Regions from separate parts of the Homo sapiens genome. Here region 2 is linked to region 1. Evidence: chromatin loops called from intact Hi-C (ENCODE). Cell type or tissue: Calu3. All regions are shown on one strand. Each heading gives the region's core, and the rest is flanking DNA. Links, peaks and the distances in the headings are about the cores only.

Region 1 (8,342 bases), core at 240-8,239:
AATTTAATTAAACATACTCCTCATTGATCATTAAATAATAGCTCATTTACATTCTATTCTTATCATAATTATATTTTATATTCTATTATTATTTAAATGATACTCCAACTTTGCTTTATCAGGCATTTATATTTAAAAATGGTTACAGCCAAGCACAGTCGCTCATGCCGGTAATCTCAGCACTTTGGAAGGCTGAGGTGGGAGAATCATTTGAGGCCTGGAGTTTGAGACCAGCCAGAGCAACATAGCAAGACCCCATCACTAGAAAAAAAATAAAAAAAAAAATTAGCCAGGCATGGTGGCATGCACCTGTGGCCCCAGCTACTTGGGTGGCTAAGTCAAGAGGACTGCTTGGGCCTGGAGGTTAAGGCTGCAGCAAACAGTGATCGCACCATGGCACTCCAGCCTGGGCGACAGAACAAGACCACATCAAAAAAAAAAAAAAAAGTTACTATATCCAGCAGGGAAATATTTTAAAGTCTCTTCCATTTTTTGCTTTTGAGTGAGAAATACCAAAGCGTGGTATAGCCTGTGACAAAATGTTGACTTGGCTCAGGGAACACAGTTCCAGGCTACCTAGAAGTCAGGCCTTGCTTTACGTGAATTTTCAGTCATAAGTTCCCAAGCTAAGGTACACCTTTCAGCCACCAAAATCAAGTGTTGTGCAATGGCCTGAAAGTCTACCATGAGAAGCCCAATCAAAGCTGGTCGGGTAAATGTGAAAATAAAACTAGAATACAGGGAAACACAAAGAGTATGCATTGAAAAGACTCACTACACTGGTGCGCCCCGATGAAGAATATTGATGTGTCCCTACTTTAGCTTGCACTGAGGGGATCTGGAGGTGACAGGGCATTGGGTTTTATAAGCTAGCAGTTCCGCTGATGAGCGAACACTCACACATCCAGAGGAAGCTGACGCATCCCCAATTGCCCCTTTCTATTCCTTGGCAGTAGTTCTGGCCTGGGTGTGGTTCTGGCTCACTCAGTGACTATATCACACCCTCTACTCACTCCTGAGTGGGACAAGGACTCCTCACTCCTATCTCTGAAACACATCTTTGAAGCCTTTAACTATGACATTATATTTTTTCACTCCCTGTTGATTATTTTGAAAATTAACTCTTGGTCAGAGGACATAAGAATATGGACTTCCTTCTATTATTGTAAAGTATTAGTCAAGGAATGAATCCACTTTGGAATGAGAATATAAATTAGAGACCAGCCAGGTACGGTGGTTTGCACCTGTAATCCCAGCTACTCAGGAGGCTGAGGCAGGAGGACTCCGTGGGCCCAGGAATTTGAGGCTCCAATGAGCTGTGATCGCATCACTGCACTCCAGACTGGGTGATAGAGGGAGACCCCATCTCTTAAAAAAAAAAATTGTGGCCTAAAGTCTATAGGCCAAAATTATGCAACAAAACTGATTTACTCTTTCAACAGATATGTATTGAACTACTAAAAAAAAGTGCCAGGTTATTCACAATAGCAAAGACTTGGAACCAACCCAAATGTCCAACAATGATAGACTGGATTAAGAAAATGTGGCACATATACATCATGGAATACTATGCAGCCATAAAAAATGTAGAGTTCATGTCCTTTGTAGGGACATGGATGAAACTGGAAACCATCATTCTCAGCAAACTATCACAAGGACAAAAAACCAAAGCATGTTCTCACTCATAGGTGGGAATTGAACAATGAGAACACATGGACACGGGAAGGGGAACATCATACTCCGGGGACTGTTGTGGGGTGGGGGGAGGGGGGAGGGATAGCATTAGGAGATATACCTAATGCTAAATGACGAGTTAATGGGTGCAGCACACCAGCATGGCACATGTATACATATGTAACAAACCTGCACATTGTGCACATGTACCCTAGAACTTAAAGTATAATAATAATAAAAGAAAAAAAAGTGCCAGGTACTGGGGGATAATAAGGTAAACAAGACAGACCCTGTTCTAGAGAGACTCAGGCTCTGTGGGATTTGATTACCACCTATCACCACCTTAACCTTGTCAGGCCCCATGTCTTGCTCCTCCACTTCTGAAAATGGTTTGGGGCTTTTAAAATGTATCTTTATAATATGAGAATGGATAAAAACCTGAATCTATCTGTGCCTTTCCCACCTAAAAATTTTAAACCACTTATGGGAGTTTTTAAAAGGTATTTATTCTTTCTAAAATTAGAAATTTTAGGACAGGTCGTTAGAAATTATCAAGCTAAAAATGTATTTTGCTTCTTGGAGTATGAGTTGCTATGGTAATAATCGACATTTTAAAAAAGACCCAATGTGCAACATTGTATTAGGCAAAAGTAACCTTGCACAGGGTCTGGAGTTTCAGAAACCTATCCTGCCAGGCTGCATATTTTCTGTACCATGAGGGAGGTGTGATATCCCACACTTGCCAAAACTCTGCTTTCTCATCTTAAGCTTTAGATGACGAAGAGGAATTTTAAGTTGAAAGCGAAAAGTGAAAATTAAAAACAAAGGATTATATTAGAAGAGTTAATACTGTTAAGTATTGATCTGTAGAGTCAAAACAATTCCATAATCAAAATCCCAGCTGACTTTTTATAGAAATTAACAAACTGATTCTAAAATTCATATAGAAATGCAAAAGACATCAAATAGGTAAAACAATTTTGTAAAAGAAGAAAAAAGTTGAATGAGTCACATAAGTTTTGTCAGTTTCAAAACTTAATAAAATTGCAGTAAAGAAGAGTGTGGTAATGACAAAGGATGGACAAATAGATCAATGGGAAAAAAAAAGCAAGTCCTGATAGACCCACACAAATACGATCAATTGATTTTTTAAACTTTTTATCCTGTGAAGAGGCTGGGCGCAGTGACTCATGCCTGTAATCCCAGCACTTTAACAGGCGGAGGCGGACAGATCACCTGAGGTCAGGAGTTCGAGACTAGCCTGGCCAACATGGGGAAACCCCATCTCTACTAAAAATACAAAAATTAGCCGGGCATGGTGGTGGGTGCCTGTAATCCCAGCTGCTTGGGAGGCTGAGGCAAAAGAATCGCTGGAATTCAGGAGGCGGAGGTTGCAGTGGGCCGAGATTACACCACTGTACTCCAGCCTAGGCAATGAGAGTGAAACTCCGTCTCAAAAAAAAAAAAAAAAAAAAAAAACAAAAAAAAACCCACAAACCTTTTTATCCTGTGAAGTAATTATAGATTCACAAGAAGTTGCAAAGATAATTATAGTTTCATAGGAAGTTACAAAGGCAGTACAGAGAGGTCCTAGGCACCTTTCACCACCAATGGTTACATCTTACATAATTACAGTACAATATCAAGACCAGGAATTTGATATGCTTATAATGTGTGTGTATGTAGCTCTGTCATTTTCCCACATATGTTGTTTCCTGTACCCACCAGTACAAGCAAGATGCAAAACTGTCCCATCGCCACAAAGACCTCCCTTGTGCTGCACCTTTCAGTCATCTCCCACCCCCAAAATCCCTCCCTGAACCCCGGCAAACACTAATCTGATTTTTTACAAAGGTGCAAAGGTAATTCAATGGAGAAATAATTCTATTTAAACAAATGGTGCTGAAACAACCGGACATTCATATGTAAAAATAGGAATCTTGACCCACACCTATGAAAGTAGCCAGAATCAAAACAGAGTCACTAGTATTAAAAAATAAATAAATAGGCCGGGCATGGTGGCTCACACCTGTAATCCCAGCACTTTGGGGGGCCGAGGCAGGCAGATCACGAGGTCAGGAATTCGAGACCAGCCTGACCAACATGGTGAAACCCTGTCTCTACTAAAAATACAAAAATTAGCCGGGCGTGGTGGCAGTCGCCTGTAATCCCAGCTACTTGGGAGGCTGAGGCAGGAGAATCGCTTGAACCTGGGAGGCAGAGGTTGCAGTGAGCCGAGAGAGCACCACTGCACTCCAACCTGGGTGAGAGAATGAGACTCTGTCTCAAAAAATAAATAAAAATAAATAAATAAATAAATAAAACCTAACCAATAGGCCAGGGAAGACTGCAAAGAAAGGGTTCTCACACTTGTATGCCTGATAACAAAACTATCACAAAGGACGGCAAAAACTACAACCTGGCACACAGGCCATTGCAACATTCAACTGCCTGTCCAACTTCCGACTGGCATCGCTCTTGTTATTGATCTTTGTAGCCAAGAATAATGATCTCGAAACAATTACATAATGCTCCTCATGTTCCCTTTAAAAACCTCTGTCTCCCTCTACCTTCCTGAATAAGCACGTAGTTTACTATGTCACACATATTCCCATTTCAATGCCCTGTTCCTGAATAAATATTTTCTTTTAGAGAGCCTCTCCCTGTCTGTTATTTAGGCTGACATATCTCACATCTTATACAAAAATTAAGTCAAAATGGATCATAGATCTAAACATGAAACATTAAACTTGGAAGAAAATGTAGAAGAAAACTGTGGTATAGTAAGAAATGTATTCAGTCTTTGTCCCTGGTTCCTGGTACAGAGTTCCTAAAACTCTTATAATTTCTTGAGTGATAGGAGTATCTTGTATTATTTATAATGAACCCCTTTGGTCACACCTGAGTTTACATGAATGCGGTGACTCAGGGTGGGAACTCTAGATAGCCTCTGGATGGAGCTGGTGTCCAGAAAAAATAAGTGATTATAATTTGGAATTTTCAGCCCCACTCACTGACCTCTGGGAAGAAGAAGATTAAACTCTATAGAAACTCTAGAACAAGGAGATTTAAGGAGCTCCCAGGTTGGTGAATACACCAAGGTCCTGGAAGGGTGGTATGCTGGAGACAGCGTGGAAGCTCTGTGCACCCCACACACCTTGCCCTATGGATCTCATTCATCTGGCTGTTCCTGAGTTATATCCTTTATGATAAACCAGTAAACATAAGTAAAGTGTTTCCCTTAGTTCTGTGAGTCATTCTAGCAAATTATAGAACCCAAGGAGGAGGCTGTCAGAACCCCCCTAATCCACAGCTGGTAGGTCAGAAGTACAGGATGCCCAGACTTAAAATTAGCATCTGAAGTGGGGACAGTCTTGAGGGACTGAGCCCTCAACTTGTGGGATCTGATGCTAACTTCAGTGTCTGAATTGAATTGTAGAGCCCCTGATTGGTGTCTAGACAGTTGGAGAACTGCTTGGTGTGAAAAAAAAAAAAAAGCAGCCTACACATTAGTTGTCAGAAGTGTTGTGTGAGTAGAGAAAGTGTTTTCTCAGAGAAATTTTAGGAGAAATATTTGGGTTAGGCAAAGAGTTCTGTGATATGGCACCAAAAGCATAACCCATAAAAGAAAAGCTGATAAGCTGGACTTCATCCAAATTAAAAACATTTGCTCTGCAAAAGACACTGTTAAGAGAATGAAAATCCAACCTACAAACTGAGAGAAAATATTTGCAAGTCATATATCAGACAGTGATTTATATCCAGAACATATAAAGAACTCTCAAAACCCAACAATGTGAAAACAAAAACCCAATTAAAAAAGGGCAAAAGATTTGAACAGAAGCATCACCAAAGAACATATACAGATGGAAAATAAATACATGAAAAGAGGCTCAATATCATGAATCATTAGGAAATAGCAAATTAAAACCACAGTGAGATACCACAACATGCCTATTAAATGACTAATTAAAAAAATACCCTCGTTTTTGAAAAGGTGGTAAGAGTATGAAGTAGCTGGAATTCACATACATTGCTGGTGGGAATGCAAAATGATAGAGCCACTTTGCAAAAACAGTTTGGCAATTTCTTTTAAAGTTAAACATAAACCTACTCTGTGGCCCAGCAAACACATGTATGTGAATGTTTATAGCAGCTTTATTCTTTTTTTTTCTTTGAGACAGCGTCTCGCTCTGTCGCCCAGGCTGGAGTGCAGTGGCATGATCTCGGCTCACTGCAACCTCTGCCTCAGCAATTCTCCTGCCTCAGCCTCCAGAGTAGCTGGGACTACAGGCACACCCACCATGCCCAGCTAATTTCTGTATTTTTAGTAGAGACGGGGTTTCACCATGTTGGCCAGGCTGGTCTCGAACTCCTGACCTTAGGTGATCCACCCACCTCAACCTCCCAAAGTTTTGGGATTACAGGTGTGAGCCACCATGTTTGGCTGCAGCTTTATCCTTAATCACTAAAAACTAGAAACAACTCAAATGTTCTTTCCTGGTGAATGGTGAACAGATAAACAGGGACCTCTATAATGTGAGATAATATTCAGCAATGAAAGGAAAGAACTATGGGCATACCCAGCAACATGGATGAACCCCAACTGTTTTATGCTAAGTGAAAGAAGTCAGACTCAGACTCAAAGGCTACCCAGTATACACAGTCATGTGTCACTTAATGACAGAGATCAATTCTGAGAAAATCGCCATTAGGCAATTTTGTTGCTATTCAGTCATAAAGTGCATTTACACAAACCTAGATGGGACAGCCTGCTACATGCATGGGCTAACTGGTGTAACCTATTGTGCCTAGGCTACAAGCCTGTACAGCATGTTACTGTACTGAACATTGTAGGCAAGTATAACACAATGGAAAGTATTTCTGTATCTAAACACATCTAAACACAGAAAAGGGGCCGGGGCAGTGGCTCACATATGTAATCCCAACACTTTGGGAGGCTGACACAGGAGGATCGTTTGAGCCCAGGAGTTCAAGGCCAGCATGGGCAATACAAGGAAACCCCTGTCTCTACAAAAAATAAATTAAAAAAAAAAATCAGCCGGGCATGGTGGTGCGCACCTGTAGTCCCAGCTACTGAAGAGGCTGAGGTGGGAGGATAGCTTGAGCCCCAGAGTCTGAGGTTACACTGAGCCATGATCACACCACTGCACTCCTGCCCAGGTGACAGAGCAAGACCCTGTCTTGAAAAAAAAAAAAAAAAAAGAAGAAGAAAAAAAGGAAAGGAAAAGGAAAAGGAAAGGAAAGGAAAAACTTTTTTTAAAAAGTACAGTAAAAATAGAGTTTTATAATTTTATGGGACCACCACTGTATATGTGGTCCGTTGTTGACCAAAATGTTGTTATGCAGCACATGGCTGGAATTGCATTTGTATGACTCTCTGCAAAAAGGCAAAACTATAAGGATGGAGAGCAGATCAGTGGCAGCCAGGGATTAGGGATGGGGAGAGGGGCTGGCTACAAAAGGGCAGAGTGAGGAAGTTTTGCGTGGTGATGGGGCTGTTCTGTATCTTTATTGTGGTGACTGGATAACACCACGCATTTGTCAAACTTCATAGAACTGTACACCAAAGAGAGTGAATTTTACCTGATGTAAATTTTCAAAAACAAATGAGAGGCAGTTTCCCCACATTTTTTTTCTTCTTTTAATCTTTACAGGATAGAAATGTTTAAAAAGTTTTTATATTCTATATAGTGAAGAAAAAAGGCAGAATAATTGTGCTCATCAAACCCACAGGACACACTAAGCATGTAAAACTGGCCTTAAAACATTTTTTCTGTCTTTTCTTGGATTCTGTTTTTGTCTATTTGGCATCCTCTCATTACAGGGTCAATTACATGAGCCACATTTTCTTATTTTCTGTACTCTTGAGGCTCTGGCATTTGTGGCCTCCATGACTAGGAAGAGACTGCCCCGCCACCCCCACCCCAGGGCTAACCACTTCTTAGAGACAGGGAAGGGGTTAGCTGGGAGCAGGTCTTTCATACGCAAAACAACCAGTCTCAAATCCAAATCCCCAACCACCACCTTATCAAACTCTCACACACCAGGCCATTGTTTACCTTGCCCTAAGTCATCCCAGGGCCAGGTGCCATGTAACAAAGAGACAATCCTTATACCCCAAAGACTGCAGGAGTTATTCAAACTAGTCCATACTAAATCCTGCCTTGCTTTGCCTGCAGAACTCCAGTAAACGCTCTGTCCTAGACTTTCCTCTGCCTCCTTCTTCTGCCTCCTGACCAAAGCTTGGTGCTTCCCCAGTAGCCCATGCGGCGTGAGGTGACCCCGACCCCTGGACATGTGGATATTATAAACTTCTTCCTTCCAAGCCTGTCTCTTCCTGTGGCCCCACCAACTTTACCATACGTGCATATTCTTGTAACAATTGTTAAAAGCTAAAAATGTCTTGTTTCTTTTCCTTTTCTGTATACATTTGTGTTCTTATCTATAGATGCTTAAAACCGTTCTTTCAAAGAAATACATGGTCTTTTAACTGCACAAGAAGCATTTCCTGTATTCTGACACAAACTCCATTTTAAGCAACCAATTTCCACGATCATAGCCTCTTCAGGAGTTTTACAAGACTGCCTTGGTGACTTCACATTAACAGTTTTATGAGGCTGCTATGAGTACAGCTGTTCCAGAAT
Region 2 (8,342 bases), core at 297-8,296, 52 kb before region 1:
TTGGTCTGTGTTTAAGTTTGTTATTTGAATGTAATTTACATAGAGGAATATAATAATGGAGAGACTTCAAATGGAAAGACAGAACATTACAAGCCTAATGTCTCCATAATTTTATAAAATGAAATCTTAGTGTCTAAATCCTTGTACTGATTACTAAAATTAACCCACTCCTCCCCAACAAGGTCTTATAAACCACAGCACTTTGTTCCAAGTTCAGAGTTTTAAATTGAGAGCATTAAACATCAAAGTTATAATATCTAAAACAATTTATTTTTCATCAATAACTGTCAGAGGTGATCTTTATTTTCTAAATATTTCAAACTTGAAAACAGAGTAAAAAAGTGATAGAAAAGTTGCCAGTTTGGGGTTAAAGCATTTTTAAAGCTGCATGTTCCTTGTAATCAAAGAGATGTGTCTGAGATCTAATAGAGTAAGTTACATTTATTTTACAAAGCAGGATAAAAATGTGGCTATAATACACACTACCTCCCTTCACTACAGAAAGAACTAGGTGGTGTCTACTGCTAGGGAGATTATATGAAGGCCAAAATAATGACTTCAGCAAGAGTGACTGAACTCACTCTAAGGCCTTTGACTGCAGAGGCACCTGTTAGGGAAAATCAGATGTCTCATATAATAAGGTGATGTCGGAAACACGCAAAACAAAACGAAAAAAGATTTCTCAGTATACACAACTGAATGATGATACTTACAATTTTTAGCAGGTAGCTTTTTAATGTTTACAGAAATTTTAATTTTTTTCTATTTTGAAATTTGAGGCTTGTTTACATTGCTTAGATAATTTAGAATTTTTAACTAATGTCAAAACTACAGTGTCAAACATTCTAGGTTGTAGTTACTTTCAGAGTAGATACAGGGTTTTAGATCATTACAGTTTAAGTTTTCTGACCAATTAAAAAAACATAGAGAACAAAAGCATATTTGACCAAGCAACAAGCTTATAATTAATTTTTATTAGTTGATTGATTAATGATGTATTGCCTTTTGCCCATATATACCCTGTGTATCTATACTTGGAAGTGTTTAAGGTTGCCATTGGTTGAAAACATAAGTGTCTCTGGCCATCAAAGTGATCTTGTTTACAGCAGTGCTTTTGTGAAACAATTATTTATTTGCTGAAAGAGCTCTTCTGAACTGTGTCCTTTTAATTTTTGCTTAGAATAGAATGGAACAAGTTTAAATTTCAAGGAAATATGAAGGCACTTCCTTTTTTTCTAAGAAGGAAGTTGCTAGATGATTCCTTCATCACACTTACTTAAAGTACTGAGAAGAGTATCTGTAAATAAAAGGGTTCCAACCTTTTAAAAAAGAAGGAAAAAACTTTTTGGTGCTCCAGTGTAGGGCTATCTTTTTAAAAAATGTCAACAAAGGGAAAATAAACTATCAGCTTGGATGGTCACTTGAATAGAAGATGGTTATACACAGTGTTATTGTTAAAATTTTTTTACCTTTTGGTTGGTTTGCATCTTTTTTCCATATTGTTAATTTTATACCAAAATGTTAAATATTTGTATTACTTGAATTTTGCTCTTGTATGGCAAAATAATTAGTGAGTTTAAAAAAAATCTATAGTTTCCAATAAACAACTGAAAAATTATCATGAGATGTGTATTTAAACTTTTTCATGAACATTGCTTATATAATCATTCCTTCTGTCTTAATGTACTACATGGTCTTAGCCCTGTTCCTATAGGATTATCATGTTCTCTGCATTATAGAGCCACCTAAGATGTACTTTTTGTTAAATGACTCATGCTGGAATATCTGGATGGGGAGATGTTCTTTCCTAATGTAGTCATGTGCCACAAAATGACGTTTCGGTTAACGATGGATCACATATATGATGATAGTCCCATGAAATTGTAATGGAACTGCCCTATACAGGTGTACCATTTTTTATCTTTTATTTCAGATTTTTACTGTACCTTTTGTATATTTAGATGTGTTTAGATACACAAATACTTTCCATTGTCTTACAATTGCCTGCAGTATTCAGTACAGCAACATGCTGTACAGGTTTCTAGCCCAGGAGCAATAGGCTCTACCATATATCTAGGTGTCTAGTAGGCTATTCCATCTAGGTTCTCGTATGTATAACCTGGGATGTTTGCACATCGATGTGGTCACCTAAAGATGCATTTATTGGCCAGGCGCCATGGCTCACGCCTGTAATCCCAGCACTTTGGGAGGCCGAGGCAAGTGGACCACCTGAGGTTAGGAGTTTGAGACCAGCCTGGCCAACATGGTGAAACCCCATCTCTACTAAAAATACAAAAATCAGCCAGGTGTGGTGGCACACACCAGTAATCCCAACTACTCGGGAGGCTGAGGCAGGAGAATTGCTTGAACCTGGGAAAGGGAGGTTGCAATGACCTGAGATTGTGCCACTGCTCTCCAACCTGGACGACAGAGCGAGACTGTCTCAAAAAAAAAAAAAATGCATTTCTCAGAACTTATCCTCATTGTTAAGCAATGCATGACTATAATCTGTTGAGAGAGGGATGAAATCACCTGTAGTTATAGCGCTTTAAGATACCATTTGAAAAGGTTACGTTTTCCTTTTCTTTGACACGGTTAGCTGTCTGAAATACAGTCAATTTTAACCCTAATCTCTTAATATCAGGAATGCCCTTACACCTACTTTGGAGTGTCTGGTGCTTCGATATAGTTGCATGTAATGTGCTCTCATCTGTTTTTACCTGATTCCTGCTCAGTTCTTCACATGGCATATTGTGTAACTCAATCTATATTTAAAACTTGTAAGCATCCGAATTATTTGTTTATGGTAGAACTTTTTACTTGCAAGTCGTGGTAGGAGTGTTTGTAGTTGGTACTAAAATGTGATGACTTGGAAGAATTAATTAATGACCTATATTTGGGGACTTTAATTGGATGCTATAGCTGCAATGAGAATAGAACCAGAGAACTCTTGATATGCAAGGTTATTCATTCTGTGATAATAATGAGAGGAATATTCGATGTCTCTTTGAGTCAGTTTTCCTTCCGATCACTTCCGCATTCTGCAGTGACACAATCCTTAATCATAGCTTTCATTACAATATTCCTTTACTCCAGACCTCAAAGACTCCTCACTGCCTCCAGCATCAAATCTAAACTCTTCTACCTGGTTTTCAACGCCCTACGTAAACTTTTCCTCCTTCATTCCCTATAGCTTGGTTTTTTTTTTTTTATCACTGCCACTATTATCTATCACAAATGTCAATCATGACCATACCTTGCTTAAGTTGGTTTCCCTTGCCAAGAGCACTGTTTTTCCTATACCTGTTGAAATTTTGGAAATCCAATTCTACCTCCTCTCTTCCCTTAAGCATCTCTTCCTTCCCTTCTCCCCAAATTTATATTTAGTCACATATATTATCGTACTACCTACTAATCATTCCATGTGTTTTTTTACGAGCTGTAAGTTCTGAAGGCAACCATGCCTTGTACAGTGTCCACTTAGGGTTCTGAATAATTAATCATCTCCCCAAAATCTGAAAGCCTTCTATATACCAAGCAAATTTGTTTAGTTATGCAGCAAAACTCAAATCTATAAAATCAAAAAGGAATAAGGAAATACAGATTAAACAGTTGCAGCAAAGACTGGTGATCTTAAGGTATTTAGTCAAAGCTGGTGGTAGAACAAAAACAGTAGTCTTACAGATTCTACCTCTTGATTAACTCAGTGGCTAATTTTGCCTTTTCTCAAAGTTCTTTTGCAAGAACATAAAGATATTTTTGTTTCTTTAGTTGAGTGCTGTAACTTTATTCCTTTGTGTTTCTCATAAGTATGATTTGGCAGTCTGCCATACGTTTTTTGTTTTTTTTCTTCCTCTTTGAGACAGGGTTTTGCTCTGTCACCCAGGCTGCAGTGCAGCTGTGTGATCACAGCTTAGCTCACTGCAGACTTAGCTTCCTGGGCTCAAGCAATCTTCTCACCTCAGTCTCCTGAGTAACTGAGACTACAGGTGCACCCCACCACATCCCGCTAAATGTTTTAATTTCTTGTGGAGATGGTGTCTTCACTATGTTGCTCAGGCTGGTCTTCAACTCCTGGGCTCGAGCAATCCTCCTACCTCAGCCTCCCAAAGTGTTGGAAAGTGTTGGGATTACAGACCTGAGCCACCACACCTGGCCTGTTATAAGTTAATACAATAATTCATCAACTAACTTAAAGAACACTAAGACTCTTACAAAAGTAGGTATGAGTTTTAGTAAAAGTCTCAAAAGATAAACTGTCACTTAAGGAAAACTAGAGAACATATCATTGCCAAATGGTGTTTTTCAGAGATTATACCATTCAACGCCCACATGCTGAATTGGGCCATTCATTATAACTCCAGGAACATGGCAATCAGTAAGAGCCCACATGTTTCTTTGAATACACCGTAAGTGAAAGAATATAAAGTAGTCTAGTTAATATTATGTTTAATCAAGGAGCACATTCCTAAAGATGTTTGTTCATTCATTCTACAGACATTTTTCAGAGGCCTGCTAAGAGTCAAGCATTATGATAGACGCCATGGATAAAAGCTTACAAGTCAACCAGCGTGGGTATAAATAATGTGACTAGCACTAGAACAGGTATCATGATGGGGATTCTGAGTATAAATATTTTTTTAAAATAAATTTCCCCGTGTTATTTTTGGCTTTTACCTCCCTAATTTAGGCTTTCTAAATGGCACAGCATTTCTGAGGATGCAAACACCTTTCTACAGAGCAAAAACAGCATTTGTATAAATTTGTGTCTTTGGGGAACCAAGAGACTTTAAATGTGTTTAAACCAATAATTCAGTCAATATCAACATTAGCTTACATGTAATATTCTCTTGATAGCCCAATTTTTTAAAACACTGTATTCTTAGAAGTTTGGTTTCTAAGATGTCACTTTAAGCTCTTTTGCTTGTTGCTTTTGTGGGATCCACAAATTTTGTTCTCAGGTACATAAATGAAGGTTAGTATAGAGGATAAATATTATGATTCTTATCTGGGAAAGACAGGTGCTGAGGTGTAAAAGAGAGGATCCTCGCCACCCATGCCCCGCACCCCCTCGCCCCCTGCACCCACGGATGTGCAGTCTTACCTGCGGGGGGAAAGGTCTCCGAGCCTGGCCTGCTGCTCCAGCTCAGGGTTCCCCCTTTCATGATGGCTTTCAAAGATTTCTTCACTCTGAAGTGAAAGAAATTTTGGTAAGATTTGATATTGTAGGGACCTCCTAATCTATATTTTTCTCTCTCCCAATTTCTGTGTTTGATTTTGGTTTTGAGTCTCTCGATAAGCAAAATATCCAGTTTCTCATGCCGCTTTCTCAGGTTTTCCCCAGCCACTCTGGATCCATTATGGTTTGCCCTTTTTGGCTTCCTTTAGGCACACTAAAAACTCCTTCCCAAAAGCAGGTATCGGCCGGGCGTGGTGGCAGGCGCCTGTAATCCCAGCTACTCTGGAGGCTGAGGCAGGAGAATTGCTCGAACCTGGGAGGCGGAGGTTGCAGTGAGCCAAGATCACACCATTGCACTCCAGCCTCAGCAACAGAGCGAGATGCCATATCCAAAAAAAAAAAAAAAAGCAGGTGTCCTTTCCCCTTAATCATGAAGGGCTATTCATACTTTACTGCCCCACCCCTATTGATTCATAAGAGGACAGTAAAGCGATCACTGCATTCAACATCTCCTTTTTTTTTTTCTTGTAAGAAATCAAGGTCTGGAAAAGTTGCACTCGCCCTGAGACCAGAAAGTGCTGGAGGCAGAGATGAAGTAAGCCCAGTGTAGGCTTTCACAGATGCGTGATAACAAGTCTAACTAAAGAAGTACCTGGGATACTAGTTTTGCCAATTCAGCTCTAAAACAATATGGCAATCTTATATTCCAAATATATATATATATATTTGTATTTATAGTAGAGATGGGGTTTCACCATGTTGGCTAGGCTGGTCTTGAACTCCTGACCTCAAATGATCCACTGACCTCAGCCTCCTAAAGTGGAGGAAACATATATATATGTTTTCCTTTTAAAATAGGATGTCAGTCCAATAAGAATCTAAATTTTAGTTCCCTCTAATATATATATCTGACTAGGGACCAGATAATATTTTTCATGTGTCAATATATAAAAGTTGGCCAGGTGCAGTGGCTCATGCCTGTAATCCCAGCACTTTAGGAGGCTGAGGTCAGTGGATCATTTGAGGTCAGGAGTTCAAGACCAGCCTAGCCAACATGGTGAAACCCCATCTCTACTAAAAATACAAAAATTAGCCGGGCATGGTGGCAGGCACCTGTAATCCAGCTATTTGGGAGGCTGAGGCAGGAGAATCACTTGAGCCTGGGAGGCAGAGGTTGCGGTGAGCTGAGATTGCACCACTGCACTCCAGTCTGGGCGACACAGTGAGACCCTGTCTCAAAAGAAAAAATATATATATATATATATTTTTTATTATATTGTTTATTAAACAAATAAAAATAAAAGATATCTCATCAGTTACGATGTAAATGAAAAAATTGTGTGTGTGTGTGTGTGTGTGTGTTATGATGTACTTCTTGTGAGTTGTGGTCAGGCTTTGAAAGCCACTATGTATGTGTGTGTGTGTGTACATAAAAGTAAGTATCAGTCCCAGGATTCAAATTCGAACCAGTCCCAGTCAAATTCAATCTAATTATTTTCACCACACTACCAAAAGTCTTTCTTCACATTTTCTATATAAAGTTGAACTAATTAATACAGCAGTGAATGTTACATTGTATCCTTTTGCAGTTTCTCATCTATGACATTACTATGCCTGAATTCCCCACTGGACTTTGAACTCAGTCTTACTCATCTTTGGATCCCCAGCGTGTAATACAGGCCCTTCATAAAGAGTGACCATTATTACTAACAAAATTTCCTCTCACTGTGAAACCTGCTCCCAATTATAAAATGAATTGTGCTCTTTCGAACTCCGTTGATCTATTGTATGCAGGGTGGATCATAGAGTCTTATTTCATAATAACCTAGTGATGGAAAAATAACAATGATTCAGGAGTAGGTAATGGACCTTGTCATCTTTTACACTGAATGATGAGATTTCCCTAATTTATAGATTTTGTCATGCATGAGATGCCCTCAGGAGCTTGCAGAAATGCCTTGGCACGTTGCTCTGCTGACATGTGTCAGATGGCTGGTGTGGAGGTAGAGGGAGTCTCCTCTGCCAAGCAAGTCTAATGGAATATAACACTGGTGCCATTGAGGATGCAATGAGAAGGACCCACAGCAGATCCAGAGACTGCATTCATAAAAGCTGCACAGTATACCATGTTTTATTAAGGTATAGACAGATTAGTTGTGTTCTAGCATAGTGGTTTTCAAAGCCTGACCACAACTCACAAGAAGTACATAACACACACACACACACACATACACACACACATTTTTTCATTTACATCGTAACTGATGAGATATCTTTTATTTTTATTTGCTTAATTTTTTATTTCTTTTTTTTTTGAGACGAAAGGTGAATTGTAGCCAAAGTACTTTTAGGAAATTTTAAAATTACACATTTTGAAAGCTCTAGGAGGAAGAGAGCATATTCAAGTAAAACCTTTCTTTTATTCAAATAGTAGACTAAAAAATTGACCATAGACTAACTCAGCAATTGCTGCCATATTTCTTAGTGAGGGATTCCTTATGAGCTCCATTGAATGATAAAAGGATACTCTTCCAAATCAGAGCAACAATCGTTTCTTGTGACACTGCATCCTTTTTCCCTTCCTTCACCCTGAATTGCCCCTAGGGTATACCTAGGAGAGGGAGGGCTGGCAACCAGCTGCTGTTGTGAAAGGGATGTCATTCATGGCCTGCCCTATTGGGAGGCCAATCAGGCGGAACAGCCCCTCTCCCCTTATGGTCATTTTATCCTGAAGAAAAAGGGTGGCAAAAAGATGGCAAAAAAGATTGCTGATCACAGATCACTGTTACAAATACAACAATTGGCTGGGCATGGTGGCTCACGCCTGTAATCCCAGCACTTCGGGAGGCCGAGGCGAGTGGATCACGAGGTCAAGAGTTCAAGACCAGCCTGACCAACATGGTGAAAACCCGTCTCTACTAAAAATACAAAAATTAGCCGGGCATAGTGGCGCATGTCTGTAGTCCCAGCTACTCAGGAGGCTGAGGCAGGAAAGTCACTTGAACCCGGAGGTGGAGGTTGAGTGAACCAAGATTGTGCCACTGCCCTCCAGCCTGGGCGACAGAGCAAGATTCCGTCTCCAAAAAAAAAAAAGGAGGGGGTGGCAATGAGACAGGGAACTGCTCTGGGTCCAACTCCCCTCACATAGCCCCAACCCCCATAT

The links. A loop is a pair of places that touch in the nucleus more often than their neighbours do. Peaks named below come from ENCODE experiments on the same cell type or tissue, not always from the same donor. Only the 100,000 strongest peaks of a DNase experiment are listed, where the experiment ranks them.
Region 2: a loop joins it to region 1, with 2.1 times the contacts of the local background. A loop is called at or near these places in 2 of 110 quality-filtered maps.

The regions. Positions count from the first base shown.
Region 1 is chr3:183,323,364-183,331,705 of GRCh38, forward strand. All of the region lies in intron 5 of MCF2L2 (MCF.2 cell line derived transforming sequence-like 2), which reads right to left. Among named protein-coding and RNA genes, the nearest start is that of B3GNT5, 74 kb to the left of the region's middle. In Calu3, for the core only: no CTCF peak of the experiment used is centred there; a DNase peak (open chromatin) is centred at 4,120.
Region 2 is chr3:183,271,768-183,280,109 of GRCh38, forward strand. MCF2L2 (MCF.2 cell line derived transforming sequence-like 2) reads right to left here. Exons shown (of 30, transcript NM_015078.4): 15 at 5,105-5,190. B3GNT5 (UDP-GlcNAc:betaGal beta-1,3-N-acetylglucosaminyltransferase 5) reads left to right here. Exons shown (of 2, transcript NM_032047.5): 2 at 1-1,618. Among named protein-coding and RNA genes, the nearest start is that of B3GNT5, 23 kb to the left of the region's middle. In Calu3, for the core only: no CTCF peak of the experiment used is centred there; DNase peaks (open chromatin) are centred at 3,057 and 3,894.